Regions from separate parts of the Homo sapiens genome. Here region 2 is linked to region 1. The links are chromatin loops, found by intact Hi-C in ENCODE. Cell type or tissue: PC-9. All regions are shown on one strand.

The links. A loop is a pair of places that touch in the nucleus more often than their neighbours do. Peaks named below come from ENCODE experiments on the same cell type or tissue, not always from the same donor. Only the 100,000 strongest peaks of a DNase experiment are listed, where the experiment ranks them.
Region 2: a loop joins it to region 1, with 2.2 times the contacts of the local background. A loop is called at or near these places in 2 of 110 quality-filtered maps.

The regions. Positions count from the first base shown.
Region 1 is chr7:151,548,075-151,556,074 of GRCh38, reverse strand. No RefSeq gene overlaps it. Among named protein-coding and RNA genes, the nearest start is that of RHEB, 32 kb to the right of the region's middle. In PC-9, no CTCF peak of the experiment used is centred here; a DNase peak (open chromatin) is centred at 3,474.
Region 2 is chr7:151,473,788-151,481,787 of GRCh38, reverse strand. RHEB (Ras homolog, mTORC1 binding) reads left to right here. Exons shown (of 8, transcript NM_005614.4): 4 at 4,373-4,455. Among named protein-coding and RNA genes, the nearest start is that of CRYGN, 38 kb to the right of the region's middle. In PC-9, no CTCF peak of the experiment used is centred here; no DNase peak of the experiment used is centred here; H3K27ac peaks cover 1,034 bases.

The DNA.
Region 1 (8,000 bases):
TTAAAATTCTACATGCAGTTTTCCACTTAGCTATTTCTCCCCAAATAAAGAAGTACATGAATTTCATCTCTTTTCCGGTATCAGGAAAAAAAGTCAGGGTTTAATTCATAAACTCTCTCTCTCCACTATTAAGTATGAATATATGTATTTATTATTTTTATTTTATTTTATTTTATTTATTTTTTTGAGACAGAGTCTTGCTCTGTCGCCCAGGCTGAAGTGCAGTGGCGTGATCTCTGCTCACTGCAACCTCCACCTCCTGGGTTCAAGCGATTCTTCTGCCTCAGACTCCCAAGCAGCTGGGATCACAGGCATGCACCACCACGCCCAGCTAATTTTTGTGTGTGTGTGTATTTTTAGTAGATACGGGGTTTCACCACGTTGGCCAGGCTGATCTCAAATTTCTGACTTCAGGCGATCCACCTGCCTCAGCCTACCAGAGTGCTGGGATTACAGGCGTGAGCCACCGTGCCTGGCTGAGTATGAATATATTTAATTTAAAATTGCCACACAGGTTTTTTGCATGGGTGCTAAGGTATCAAGTTTTTCATTTCCTAGTAGTCCAAATATGAGAGGGAGAGCAAATGTGTATGTTTTCCCCATAGAAACAATAGTGGTTGTGATTTAAGCTAATGGTAATATTTGGGAGAAAGGAAAAAGTCACAAAGCTGCCAAAACAACACAATTTTGAAACTCAGAGAATTTATCAATCTGCTCCTTGTTTGTGTACCCAACACATGAGTGTCTGCAGAGTACATATCTACATACAGGTGACGTGGCACATATATAGGTACAGTCGTGGGCCATGTACAGATGCTTCAGTCAAGGACAGACTGCATATATCACAGTGGCCCCATGAGAGTATCACAGCAGCATTTTGCTGTACCTTTTCTATGTTTACATGCACAAATACCATTGTGTTACAGTTGTCTACAGTAACATGCTGTACAGTTTGGTAGCCTAGGAGCCATAGGCCATACCTATAACCCAGGCATGTAGTGGGCTGCACCATCTAGGATTGTGTAAGTACACTCTATGATGTTCACACAAAGATGAAATCACCTAGGCCAGGCGCAGTGGCTCACACCTGTAATCCCAGCACTTTGGGAGGCCGCGGCAGGTGGATCATCTGAGGTCAGGAGTTCGAGACCAGCCTGGCCAACATGGCAAAACCCCGTCTCTACTAAAAATACAAAACTTAGCCAGGCGTGGCGGCGGGCACCTGTAATCCCAGCTACTCGGGAGGCTGAGGCAGGAGAATCACTTGAACCCAGGAGAAGGAGGTTGCAGTGAGCCTAGATCGCACCACTGCACTCCAGCCTGGGTGACAGAGCGAGACTCCAGCTCAAAAAAGAAAAGATGAAATCACCTAACAACACATTTCTCAATGCATTCTCATGGGTAAGCAACACATAACTATAGGTCACCACGTGTATAGTTATATAGATGATGTGGCATATATCTAGGTGTGTAGGTGACATAGCATATTTTTGCTTTAGAAAAGGGTTTCGGGGCATGTAGAAAGGTACTCGCGATTCCTATTCCTATTCCCGCGAGGCTCGTTCAGCAGAGCTTGGTCTCCCTCAGGCATGCTTGTTCCAGGCTCCTGAGTTGTGCCAGGCACGGCACGGCTCACAACAGGCCTCTCACTGAGGCTTGGCCTTGGAGCAGCCTCTTCCTGTTGTCAGGCTACAACTAACAAAGGCCTGGTACCCTCTTCCAGCGAAGGGTTGGCATTTGTTCCTAGCAAATGGTGAAGGCGTGGCTGTGGTGAGCGTGCTGCTCCTGCTCAGTGCCTTTGTAGGAATAAGGGAAAGTGGCCCTGAATGAGGCCAAGTCTAGTTAAAGGCCACACATTGGTAAATATGTATTGAAGGAGAGATTTGAAGGGAATAAGTCTTAAGTGGTTCTAGATAGAGAAACCCTTGCTGGGTGACCCCCAGGTGTCTGCCCTGACCTCGTCATGGTGAGGCTCAGAGGGACCCCGTGGGCGCTGGCTGCCTGTGCTGTCCCACCCCCGCCTTGAGGCGGAGCTGAGGGCACTTGAGAGGATTGTCCTGAATGTCACCTGGGTGGTGGATAAGGGCAGGTGCATGTCACAAATCAAGGATGTTGGTTCTGTTTCGCATTCTAATCTCTAAGAAGAGTTTATGATGTAAATGTATTGAACTGATAGAATTTCTTAGAACATTTCTTAGGAAGGTTTAGTCTTCTAAACTCAGGGAAGCGGACGGTCTTCGCGGCCAGGGGAGATTCTGTTCCCCAGGGGGGCATTTGGCAATGTGGAAACATCTTCGGTTGTCACAGCTTGGGGTGGGGAGAGGGGACTGCGATGGGCCAGGCCCTGCTCCTCTGCCTGCACCCAGGCCCCCTAGCTCACTCATTCAAGCCACCTCCTGGGCCTCACAGGCATTGGAGGGCGAAAGGCTTTGGATGGGAGCTGCCCCTGGCACACAGCAGTGGGCTCTCAGCCGGGCTGACGCTGCTCTCAGATCAGCTTCCTTCCTTTCCTGCTGTCCCCGTCCTCACCTGTGCCCTTTGGGCCAATGGGGAAGAAGTGGCCGGAGCCGGGCCCTGCACTTGTGGCCGACTTGCCTGAGCTGCAGAGAGCAGAGGAGACACGGAGCGTGCGATGGAGTCTGCGGGGCTCAGGCGCGAAGGCCCAGGAAGGAGGAGCAAAGCTCCCACAGTGGCCTCACTTACCCGCCAGGCAAGGGGAGAGGGTGGCAGTCGAGGAGCCCTCACCTCTGTCTACAGCCCTGCCCCTGGGCACCTCACTCCTGTTTCCAACACAGCCTCCTTCACCTCTGCTCCTGCACACACAAAGCAGAAAAGCTGGAAACCACCTCGTTTTCTGTGCATTTTTAAATCCTCCTCCCCACCCCTTTGAAAAGATCTCCTAAGAGGGCAGCATTTCCAACAGCTTTGAATGCATTCGAGTTGTAAGCCCTAAGAGGTGTCCCTTCCGAATTATGGCCACTATGCCTGGCTGCATTTTTAAACCAAAAATCGAATCACTTCAGTGCTGGGAAACCCTCGCTGCCTAGAGAATCCAGCCTTATCTCCTGAGCTGGGAGATGGAGGCCCTCACTGGCCTCTGCCCACACTGATGCACTTCCCTGCACTCCAGAAGGGTCCCCAGCTTCCACACCTGCCTGCCTGCACCATATCTCCAGATTCTCCATCTAGAGCAATTCTGCTCATCTCTCAAGATCTGAATCAAATATGACTTCTGCTGTGACTCTCCCTCCCCAGCAAACAGATGCCCCCTCCCTCTGTGCTGCACAAGACCCGCCACACACACAGCTGTATTTGTTGTAAGTCACCGTCCCTACCCTACCCTCACTCCCTCCTGGCCAGCGGAGAGCAGTGGTTGAAAGCGGCTGGCATCTGCAGTCAGAGGAGGGTTTGCTGCCCGGCACTGCTGTCACTGCCAGGAAGCTGTTGTGCAATCCCTTACCTTGTTTAGACTGGTTTTTCTCACCTGGCAAGTTGTTTATAGGCAACAGCACTTTGCAGGCTCTAAAGGACCATGTAAATGTTAGTAGCAGTTGTTGTTGACACAGTGGTCCCCTGAGTCCTTTGAGGAGGGTGACCTGTTCATCTCGATGCTCTGAGCTCTGGCAAGGATCCGGCATGTGGCAGGTGCTCAACTGATGTCTGTTCAGAGTCTGGACAGTGGCTGGTGAAAGCCAGCACGTCTATGTGGATCGTGGCGCTGGTGCAGCGTCCCCATCCCACAAAGTTTTTCCCTCTAGATTGCCAGTTGACTATTAAGTTAGAGAGATGCCACATAATCTGCAGTGTTACAGACAAATCCAGAGGTGGCCAAGTGCGCAGACCAACCGCGCACAAAGAATACGACTTAGCCATGTGTGGAGAGAGCTCCTCTTGCCTTTTAGGAGAACGGAGGAAAGTGTCCCAGTGCCTGCTCAGAAAGAAAAACAAGGCTGGCTCCAGGAGCCAGAAGTACAAAAGACTGCCCCTCACCTCCACTGAGGGAGAGATTTGATGAGCTCATTCCTGAGCCTCTTGAAATCCAGACCCACGATTCCCTGATTTTTACTGTTTTAGGGGCCAGATGCTGTGACTCATACCTCTAATCCCAGCACTTTGGGAGACCAAGGGAGGAGGATCATTTCAAGCCAGGAGTTCAAGACCAGCCTAGACAACACAGTGAGACCCATCTCTACAAAAATAAAAAATTAACTGGCGTAGTGATATGTGCCTGTGGTCCCAGCCACGCCGGAGTCGGAGGTGGGAGGATCAGTTGAGCCCAAGAAGATCAGTGCTGCAGTGAGCCGAGATGGCGCCACGGCACTCCAGTCTGGGTGACAGAGCAAGATCCTGTCTTTAAAAAAAAAAAAAAAAAAAAGGCTGGGCGTGGTGGCTAACGCCTGTAATCCCAACACTTTGGGAGGCCGAGGCAGGCGAACATTTGAGGTCAGGAGTTTGGGACCAGCCTGGCCAACATGGTGAAACACTGTCTCTACTAAAAATACAAAAATTAGCTGGGCATGGTGGCACACACCTGTAATCCGAGCTACTAGGGAGGCTGAGGCTGATGCAGGAGAATCATTTGAACCTGGGAGGCAGAGGTTGCAGTGAGTCGAGATCTTGCCACTGCACTCCAGCCTGGGCAACAGAGCAAGATTCCGTCTCTAAATAAATAAATACATAATTTGATTTAATTTAATTAAGTACTGCTTTAGGACCAGCCCCTGGGATAAGTCCTAATCAGAAGTGTCCAGTGGAAAGAGGAGAAGGTGGTACCCCTGGTTCAGAGGAGTCTTTCAAATACAGGCACCAGCCACCTGGCCTGCAATGAGGGGGCTCTCATGAGGCTCATGGTCCACATCATCTCATGACTTTTTAGAACTTCACAAAAGAGATGTTTCCTCCCCAGTCCCTCTGGGCTTCAATACTGATTTATATAACAACTGTTACACTGTGCACAGAGTGCCCTGCTCCACACCAGGCACTGTTCTGGGGGCTTAGGACTCATCTAGGAGGCAGTAAACTCCCGTGCTCAGGAGCTTGCGTTCTAGTGTGGGGGAAGAAAGGAAAAAGAAAAAAATCTTAAAGCAGAGCAATGTAAGAAGGATCTGGAAGCTTTGTTACAGCTGTTTCCTCTCCCTGGAATATTTTCTCCAGATACCAGCTGGGCCAGCTCCCCTGCCTCCTTCAAGTCCTGCTGAAATCTCACCCTCATGATGAGGCCTGCTTAGACCACAGACTATTAATCATTACTACTACTGCAAATAACAGTAATGCAAAGAAAAATAAGGGGAGGAGACCTACCAACCACCAAGTGCTTCTTCCTGCCAGGCACTCAGCCAAGTGCTTTGGACACATGATCTTTTTTAATCTTCACACGTTATCATGAGGTAGTCTTTATTATCCCAGAAATGTTAACTAATTTGGCCAAGTTCATACCACACCAAATTTGAGGCCTTCGAAACAGTCTAATACCAAATCCTATGCTCGTTTTTTGGTTGTGTGTGTGTGTGTGTGTGTGTGTGTGTGTGTGTGTGTGGTTTTGTGTGTTTTGTGTGTGTGTGTGTGTTTTGGTTTTTTGTTGTTTTTTTTTTTTTTGAAAGAAGATCTCGCTGTCACCCAGGCTCGGGTGCAGTGGTGGAATCACAGCTCACTGCAGACTTGACCTCCTGGGCTTAAGTGATCCTCCCAGCTCAGCCTCCTGAGGAGCTGGGACTACAGGCATGTGCCACCATGCCCAGCTAATTTAATGTGGGTTTTTTTTCTTCTTTGTAGAAATGTGGTCTCCCTATGTTGCCCAAGCTGGTCTCAAATTCCTGGGCTCAAGCAGTTCTCCCACCTTGGCCTCCCAAAGTGCTGGGACTGCAGGTGTGAGCTACTGCACCTGGCCATAGCCTATGCTCTTAATCCCAGTTCCAAATGGCTGCTGTGAGCTAAACTGTGTCCCCCCAAAACATATAATGTCATTGTCACCCCTGGTTACTTATGCATGTGGCCTTATTGGAAATTGTGTCTTTGCAAATATATTCAAGTTAAGATGAAGCCGTTAGGGTGGGCTTTAACCCACTATGACCAGTGTCCTTAAGAGGGCAGTTTGGACATAGATGCTGTTTTAGTCCATTCTGTGCTGCTATAACAGAAAACCACAGAGCGCATCATTTATAAACAAGAAGTTTATTTGGCTCACGGTTCTAGAGGCTGGGAAGTCCAAAATCAAGGGGCCATATCTGGTGAGGGCCTTCTTGCTGAGTCATAGCATGGCCGATGGCATCACAAGGCAAGAGGGAGCCCAGGAGCCCACACTTCTTTTTTTGTTTGTTTGTTTGTTTGTTTGAGATGGAGTCTGACTCTGTCACCCAGGCTGGAGTACAGTGGCGTGATCTTGGCTCACTGCAACCTCCGCCTTCCAGGTTCAAGAAATTCTCCTGCCTTAGCCTCCTGGGTAGCTGGGATTACAGGCGCCCACCACCACCCCCAGCTAATTTTTTTGTATCTTTAGTAGAGACAGCGTTTTGCCATGTTGGCCAGGCTGGTCTTGAACTCACGACCTCAGGTGATTCACCCGCCTCAGCCCCCCAAAGTGCTAGGATTATAGGCCTGAGCCACCGCACCTACCCCAAACTTGCTTTTATAAGAAACCCACTCTCAGCATAAGGACATTAATCCGTTACATTCTTCTTAAATGTCCTACCTCACAATGCTGTCACACTGGGGATTAGGCTTCCAACTCATGAACTTCAGGGGACACATTCAACCACAGCAGATCCACAAAGAGAAGAGCATGTGACACTGGAGGCAGAGGTGGGAGTGACACATGCACAAACTAAGAAATACCAAGGACTGGCATAACCCCGAAAGCTAAGGAAGCGTGGAACAGATTCTCCCCAGAGCCTTCAGAGGGAGCGTGGCCCTGCAGCGCTTTGATTTCAGCCTTCTGGCCTCCAAAACTGTGAGAGAATCTGCGTCCCTTGTTTTAAGCCAGCCAGTTTGGGATACTTTGCTATGGCAGCCCCAGGAAGTTAATACAAATGCCTCTCTTTGCACCCTATTTTACTGATTTTTTTTTTCTGCAATACAAGTTTTGACACTTTTACCCGTTTTCACCATTAGGTGAGATCAAAGCCTCAATGTTAATAACAGAGAAACTAGACCTAGGAAGCACAAAGGGCACCCAAGGCAGTCCCTCTCCTCCCAGTGGGAACCCTGAGGGAAATAAGAGATTCCTAGTTGGGAGCAGAATGTAAGTGTCACTTTGAGTGTATCCATCTTAAATGCTTCATCAAGAAGACAAGGGGATGCATGTCAAGCTGAAAGAGTAACAGCCCAACACAGGAAAGGATGGAGGCCCTTGTTCCCTCCCGAAACGTTTCTTATGTTTGCCCTTTGGGCTGACTGCTGAAGCGGGGGCAGCCAATCTCCAGGCGCATCTTGGAGGTCAGCGGAACGTGCAGTCGCTGTGACAAGCACAGGCTGCCCCTGATCCTCCCCACCCTATGCCTCTAGCCTTAAAACTGGTTCTTCACTTCTCTGGATCTCAACTTCCAGATCTGTAAAATGGGAATAACAGCACCTTCTTCTGAAGGCATTTGGGAGGCTCAAGTGAAATAATGTAAGTAAAACACCTGGCACATAAAACACTTAGCATGTTAAGTGAGATCATGTAAATGAAACAGATGTACAGGCAGCAAAAGCAAAAGTAGACAAGTGGACTGCATCAAAATACAAAGCTTCTGCACAGCCAAGGACACAATCGACAGAGATGTTCACTGCCACTCCCCAAGATGGACATGGCCTTGCTTTTGGGAGATGAAATGCAACAGCATCGATCTGTGTTTTCCCGCAGCAGATTCCTCCCGTATGCCTTCTAGTTCATGTTTTTAAAGGAAGAAAGAAAGACCTCAGATCAAACAGTGGTCAAACCTATCCTGTCTTCTTACAAAAAAAAATCAAACTTGAATCAGATCAAGCCACTTAGGTCTAACTATTCATGTACAGGAAATGCA
Region 2 (8,000 bases), 74 kb after region 1:
TTATATTACAACTGGGTAAGAGTATTTGGAGAATTTTTGCACAAAATATATCCAAATTTGGCTACTTTAAATTATTTGTAGTCATTGCAACTAGTAGTTCTTGAAGGTTATATTTACAGTTGAGAGACAATAAATTAAAGATGTGCTCTTTATTTACAGCTCAGGATGGTGGCACACAGGCATGTCCTGCCGTGGTTTCACCCTTCATTCTGTTGAAAACTGGATGATAACAAACTCAGGTGTTTACTGCTCCAAGAGCTGCTTTATAAATTGGATGCATACGGGGGCTGGTTCTAGGATTAAGACTGGTAGTAGTAGGGTAAAATGATTAAGGGGCAAATTCTTTTAAAAGTAATCTATAGTAAATTTGTTCACTGGCTTCCACATTTCAGGAGTGAAATTGCACGCAGTGAATTGCTGCATAGCGGTATTTGTTAGCAAGTTCTATTTACTACTTAGTAGTTTATGTCGGTACATCCATACCACTATGGTTTAATAGTGGTTTAATTGCCCACCTAGGAATGATGATGAACATGGTTAAATACAGATTATTTTTAGATTGCATGAAATATTTTGGTTTTGCCCAATTTTAGGGTGAGAACATATACCCTAAATGAATTTTGGGGTAAGAATGTGAAGTATCAAAAAAAAAAAAAAGTAGCCTCTTCTATATTAACCTATTTATGCCTGGTGTTACATTATTGGAACGTTAAGCTTGTGGGAGTTATTTATATCCTACTGCTCAAGGTCACCAAGGTCTGATTTTTCATGAAAAAAAAAATTTTGCAACCTCCGGCATAAATGGGTTAATAACTTAGATTCACACCTGTAATCCCCGCACTTTGGGAGGCCAAGGCGGGTGGATCACTTTAGGTCAGGATTTTGAAACCAGCCTGACCAACATGGTGAAACTCTGTCTCTACTAAAACTACAAAATTAGCCAGACATGGTGGTACATGCCTATAATCCCAGCTACTTGGGAGGCCGAGGCAGGAGAATTGCTTGAACCCAGGAGGCGGAGGTTGTAGTAACCCAAGATTGCACCATTGCCCTCTAGCCTGGGCAACAAGAGTGAAACTCTGTCTCAAAAAAAAAAAATAATAATTAATAATAATTAAAATTGATTCAATGACAATCCATCTTATAATGTAACCAAATTTGCTTTTTTGAAAATTGAGTTTAATTTTTAAAAAATAGGTGTAATGCGCATGGTACAAAAATAAATAGTGCCAAAAGGTGTAAATAGTAAAACTTAAGACGTTCCTACCCTAGCTATCTAACCCCCCACCCCCACCAGCAACCACATTTACCAGTTTCTAGTATATGCCTCTAGGATACTTGATACATGAATATGCAAATATAGTTTTAAGCTTGGGTTTTGTTTTGTTTTTTTTCCTTTTTACACAAAAAGTAATACATCTCCCTCTTGGAGATTATTCCATATCAATACCTATGGCCTCCTTTTCCCCCAAGGCTGCGTAATATCCAGTTGTTGGGATATATATCCTAAGTTAACTGCTGATCAACAGTTAGACTGTTGCTGGTCTTGCTACCATCAGCAGTCCCTTAATGAACATCCCGGACGTTGTTTTAGACATAGGGTAATAATGCACATAGGAAAACTTCCTGGATGTGGGCTATCATAGGGTTACAGTTCATGTTCTTGCCAGCAGTGAATGAGAGTGTCTATTTCCCTACACCCTCACCAGCACTATGTGTTAGCAAACGTTTTGGTACTTACCAATCTGATAGGTGAGAAAAAGCAGTGTACTTTTAAAAATGCAGTGTACTTTTAATAATGCACTTTTCTTCTTAGGAGGGGCTTTGATTTTTCCTATGTTAGAAGATGTTTGTATTTTTCCCCCTATGAATTATCCTGTCTGTGTACTTGGCCATTTTTTTTCTATTGGGTGGTTGGTCTTTGCGTGTTGATGTGAGATTCCCCTTGATATGTGAAGAAAATTAGCGTTTTGTATATGATCTGAGATGCACAGTTTTGTTTTCAGTTTGTCTTTTATTTATGGTTTTTATTTGAGGGGTTTGCAGCCATGAAGAACTTTTTCACATAGTTGAATTTATTTATTAATCTTTTTTTTTTTTTTTTTGAGACGGAGTCTCGCTCTATCGCCCAGGCTGGAGTGCTGTGGCGCGATCTCGGCTCACTGCAAGCTCCGCCACCCAGGTTCACACCATTCTCCTGCCTCAGCCTCCTGAGTAGCTGGGACTACAGGCGCCCGCCACCACGCCCAGCTAGTTTTTTTGTATTTTGAGTGGAGACGGGGTTTCACTGTGTTAGCCAGGATGATATGAATCTCCTGACCTTGTGATCTGCCCACCTTGGCCTCCCAAAGTGCTGGGATTACAGACGTGAGCCATTGTGCCCGGCCTTATTAATCTTTTTTTAACTGATAATGTATTTTAAGCTCTCCCATCTATCATACGCATCGTTTTCATCTTTAAATCTTTGCTTCCTCTGGAATATGTTTTTGCCAAAGTGTGAATTGGAGTTCCAGCTTAGCCATTCATCCTCAGGTGGCTCTGGGCTTGTCCCTACACTCAGTTGAGGGTTACTTTTGGTCCTCACTGATTGAAATGCCAATATTATCATGTACCTCATTCTCATATCTGTCAGGTCTTTCTGGATTTTTCAGTCTGTTCTGTTTGTGAGCCAGTACAGTATTACTTATGAGAGCTTTATGATTTCTACTCAGCTGCCCTCCCAATTGCTATTATATTGTTATATTGCTATTATTCTTTCTCAGAAAGTAGACTTTAAAGGCCGGGCACAGTAGCTCCTGCCACTGCACTCCAGGCTGGGTGACAGAATGAGACTGTCTCAAAAAAAAAAAATCAGACTGGGTGCAGTGGCTCACACGTGTAATCCCAGCACTTTGGGAGGCCAAGGCAAGCGGATCACCTGAGGTCAGGGGTTCGAGACCAGCCTGGCCAACGTGGTAAAATCCTGTCTCTACTGCAAATGCAAAAATGAACCAGGTGTGGTGGTGTAGCCTGTAGTCCCAGCTACTCAGGAGGCTGAGGCAGGAGAATCGCTTGAACCTGAGAGGTGGAGGTTGCAGTGAGCTGAGATAGTGCCATTGCATTCCAGCCTGGGCAACAAGAGGGAAACTACGTCTCAAAAAAAAAAATCAGAATTATATCAGCTGGGGGCTCTTTCCTCCATTATACCTTCTAACTGGTAGTTTTTTACTCAGTGCTTCTTAGACATAACTTCTTTTTTCTATGTTTCCACAGTTTCCCTTTAGGGAAAACAGAATTTTAACTTTGAACCTACTCTAGCTGAGCTAGTGATTAAAATCATTTGGGATTTTGTTTTTAATCTTATTTATTATATCAAAGAATTTATAATAAAACTTAATTTTTCTTTTCTTTTTTTTTTTTTCTTTAAAGAACTTTACCATAGGGCAGTAATTCTGGGCTGTCATAAACAGTGGTTATAACCATACTATAAGTTTACAAAAATAATAGACTGCTGCTTAATCTTCTGGTACCATGATGTGATTTTTCCATAATAGTGCTTAGGACATGTGTTATGTTGACAATTTAGTTTCAACTAAGAATGAAACGTTCGTACCAGACAGTGGCGCGTGCTGTTGAAAACTGCACTGACATCAGAACTTTCTGTATGCTTTAATACGTATATAAAGCAAAGTGTCATAACGCTGCTTTATAAAACTAAAGACTACTGTGCTGTTGCGTAATAGGTACCTTTCTCTTTAATTCCTAGAGTTGCTCAGTAAATAACTCTCTTGGTCCCCAAAAGTCTGAATACCTCAATTGAACCTGGTGTTTTGATCCTCTTTTCTCTTTCTCTGTTTCTCTCTCTCTCCCCCACCTCCCTCCCTCTCTCCCTCTCTCCTTCAGATGCTGATGGCACCCCTCTAGCAACCTGTAGACTGAAGCTCAGGTCATTGTGACTGACATGCAGAGAATAAATCAAATAATATGCCAGTTTCAAATATAAAAATACAGATTTATGGGATAAATCAGCAGGATTTATAAATGTCCTGAGGTCTAGAAGGTTCTGGAGTTAGTGATGCTCATCCCTTGTTTTGAGATCACAGAGCCAATGATTTTTGTGTTCCATCCATCCTCTTCTCCCAGAAATTATGAAGGTCATCAGACTTTCCCCTAAAGTTCTAGAACAGCTAGTCATTTTTAAATATTGGCTTGAACCACATTATCACCTCCAGGCCATTCTTAAAGCTTCACTTTGTAGGCTGTTTCTGGCATAATATTGTAATCCACTCTGCGTCTACTTTGATTTCTTCAGGTAATACATGAAAAACTTTGGGTAAAGTTTGTTTGTGATGCTATATGAAGACTACTCAAAGATAATTTTTTTTCCCCACAGGATGAATATTCTATCTTTCCTCAGACATACTCCATAGATATTAATGGCTATATTCTTGTGTATTCTGTTACATCAATCAAAAGGTAAGACTCCTGCTGCCTGCTTGAGTTGATTTGCTACTCATAGATAACATTGATCCTTTTAAGGGACTGTGCTGGAATTATTAATAGTGACAATTAGAATTATTAGGCTACATGTTTTTTAGTGATTTTCTCGTGGAGCAACTGGATTGCTGGGAAACATGGCCCACTAGATGTTCTGTTAGTTACACCAATAGGATAAAAGGCTCTTTCTTACCTCAAGCTACCTAGAAAAACAGTGGTTCAGCATGATCTAAGCTTTTCTGCTAATTGAAATGGGAAATGCCTAAATTAATTTTACTTTGTGTGTGTTTTTACCATATTAAGGTGAAATAGACTTTCTAATAAAATGTGGGGGTTTGGGTTTGTTCAATATCTTATCCTTTGAATTTATGAAATAAGACCTTTTGGTAATAGAGTCTGACTTTACTACATAAAAACAAAGCCACTATTTTTATTAATAAGAATGGATATCGGTTCCTCTAGCTACGTATTTCATGTCTCCTCTTATCGGGGGATGGCATGTATTATCAGGAGGAGCAGTGGTCTGTGTCTGTTAACAGAACAGCTGGCTGTATACAGCAGCGGAGCTCTGGGCATTGGTGACAGCTTATGTTTGAAGACTTTATGAAAATATCAGTGCCAGTGGAGGGCGTTTGGTGGCTACGTAGCATCTATTGAGTGTGTGCGACATGTTAGGGAGTTTGCTACTCTCTTTGCCTACATATGATACATTACTTATTTCATCATTACCTTAATCCTTCATCAGAGATGTTTTATATCCCACTTTACGTGGAAAGAAACTGAGTGACAGAGACCTAAAGCAGCTTGCCCAGGGCTACATAATGACATTGCTGGGATTCATAGCCATCTCTCCAGTTCCACAGTCAAGGCTGACACTGTCCAATAGAACTTACTGCGGTGATAGAAGTGTTTGCTCTCTGTGCTGCAGGTGGCTGTTTAACTAAAAATGGAAAATTAAGCCTCCCTCGGTTACAGTAGCCCCATTTCAGGTGCTCAGTAGCCACATGTGGCTGGAGGCTGCCATGTTGGCCAGTGTCTGGGTTCCTTACCCCCACATACTCCACTGCCAGTGAAAATTCAGTCTGCTGCTCTGTGAGTGTGTTGTTTAACATTTTTCTCCGTGGCAGAGAAACATACTTTAGGGTGTTGAGTTCTAGCTATAAAATGTTTGAGTACCATTCTCGGCCATTCTTATAAACAGACCCCATACTGTCAATCCCCGAGAAAGTTTACACCTGAATCAAAACCAAGTACCAGAATTATGTGTTCCTTAAGGAAAATTGAGGAACTGTGAAAAATAGAAAGTGAGGGTAATCATTCTTAATCTAATTACCTAAGCATAGATACTGTTAATATCTTGGTATATGTTTTTTCTGGTCTTTGTTTTAGTCTGCATGGATTGTTTTAACATCCTTTTATTTGCTCTCTGAATGCTGTTTTATGGTTTATATTTTCCATGTTTTTATATTTTTACTTACCATGTAATATATATTTTTCCATATTACCTAGTATTTGAAATAGTAAATGGCTTTATAATATTTCATGTTCAATGATAGATGGATATCTCTCTTCCTGTTTAATGTATTTATTTATATTGTCACTGAAAGCAATGCTTGGATTGGATTTTATGCTTAAAACCACTGTGTACTTAGTATTTGGAAACATGATCATTTTCTTACTGACTTATAAGAGCACTTTAAATAGTAAAACTATTGGCCATTTTTATACAAAGATTTTTTTAATTTCAGTTGTATATTTTTAAAATGTATATACTGCCACGTGTAAGGCCTTGTCCAGAACAAATTTAGTGTACCAATAATCTAATGAATGTTGGAAGTTCATGTTTGTTTATGAATTTCCATTATTTTACTAATTTACTTGAAAAACATGATTCAAAGATTGTTTTGTTGTTGGTAAGTACAATTTTATCCTAGCTGATTTTTAGAAAACAGTGTTGGTGTTACTTTACAAATTGTTACTTTGAGGCATTAAAGTAGTAGGTAGAAAATTTTCTTAGTGCATCCACTGATTTTTTTTAAGTCTCTTTTTTGGTGTGCACAAATTAGATGACATTATAGAATCAAGTTGAAAACATAGCATGTGCCACTGGGGAAATTGAAAAATACATTGAGCTGGATTAAAAATATGAAAGTGTGCTCACCAAGGACCTTATGTATTTGAGAAAACACTGGCCTAGTGCAAAGCAGAGGACAAAAAGCTTGGTACTGTGTCTTCTCAGTGGCACTGTTGCAAGTTTTGACCAAGTTTCTCCTTACTAAAATGGGTGTGTTTTCTTTTGTTATATGCCTTTTACCTCAGTAACTCATAGTTTAATGAGCATTCTCAAATCTCAAACATGAGTGTGAGAAGAGTGGTGTTTTGTTTTTTAGAAACCTATATGCTGAATACACAAATATTTATGAATATACAAGAAATATGTCAGTAAAACTTTCTGAATCAACCAGTTTGTTGATCAGAATTGTCTAATCCTTTTTATTGAATTTAACCTCTATCTAAATAATAACCATTTTCATTGTTTGTGAAATAAAACAGAAGTCTCACATTATTCCTTTATATCATAAAACCCCTGTAGAATTGCTCTTTCTGAGTAAATAAAGCGAAAATACATCCTATTTCATAATTTCTAGAAATGGAAAAAAGAAACCTGCAGTTGAGAGATGTGAGATTTGGGTTTTCATTTATCCCCACTAACAACTTTGGACAAGTTACTTCACCGTACCTTTGTCGCCTGTAAATTGGGTATATTGATATAGGAGTAGATCTCTCCTATCTGAGGCAGCCGGGTTACTTACTTTAAAACATTAGTTAAGGGCCAGGCGCAGTGGCCCACACCTGTAATCCCAATACTTTGGGAGGCCGAAGTGGGCAGATCATTTGAGGTCAGGAGTTCGAGACCAGCCTGGCCAACATGGTGAAACCTCATCTCTACTAAAAATACAAAAATTACCCGGGTGTGGTGGCGGGTGCCTGTAATCCCAGCTGCTCGGGAGGCTGAGGCAGGAGAATCTCTTGAACCTGGGAGGCGGAGACTGTATCATGAGCTGAAATCATGCCATTGCACTTCAGCCTGAGCGACAAAGCAAGGCTGTGTCTCAAAAAAAAAACAAAAAAACAACACTGGTTAAAGGGAAAAAAAATCGGAAAGGTGATGTCAATCTCCAGTGTTTTGTTTTAAAGCATAAATATACATTCAGTCACTCATCTTGTGAAATTTTCAAATTGTCATCTTTGAATATGAGTTCACCCACTGCTGTTCAGTATGACTACATCCACGATTTGTCCATTATGACTTCTGGTTCGGTTTCTTCCGAGTGAGATGCTTGGGAAACAGTCTACACCTCAACTATTTAGATTGCTGTGATTTTCCCCACCAGTCTTTTTCAGTTGGTTTGGCACACCTTATTAAGGAGCACCGTTTTTAGTAGATCAACTCACAGTATTCAACTTCTAGTTTTCAGACAAACAAAACTCTGTCTACACATACTTCAAAAGTTTGCAACATA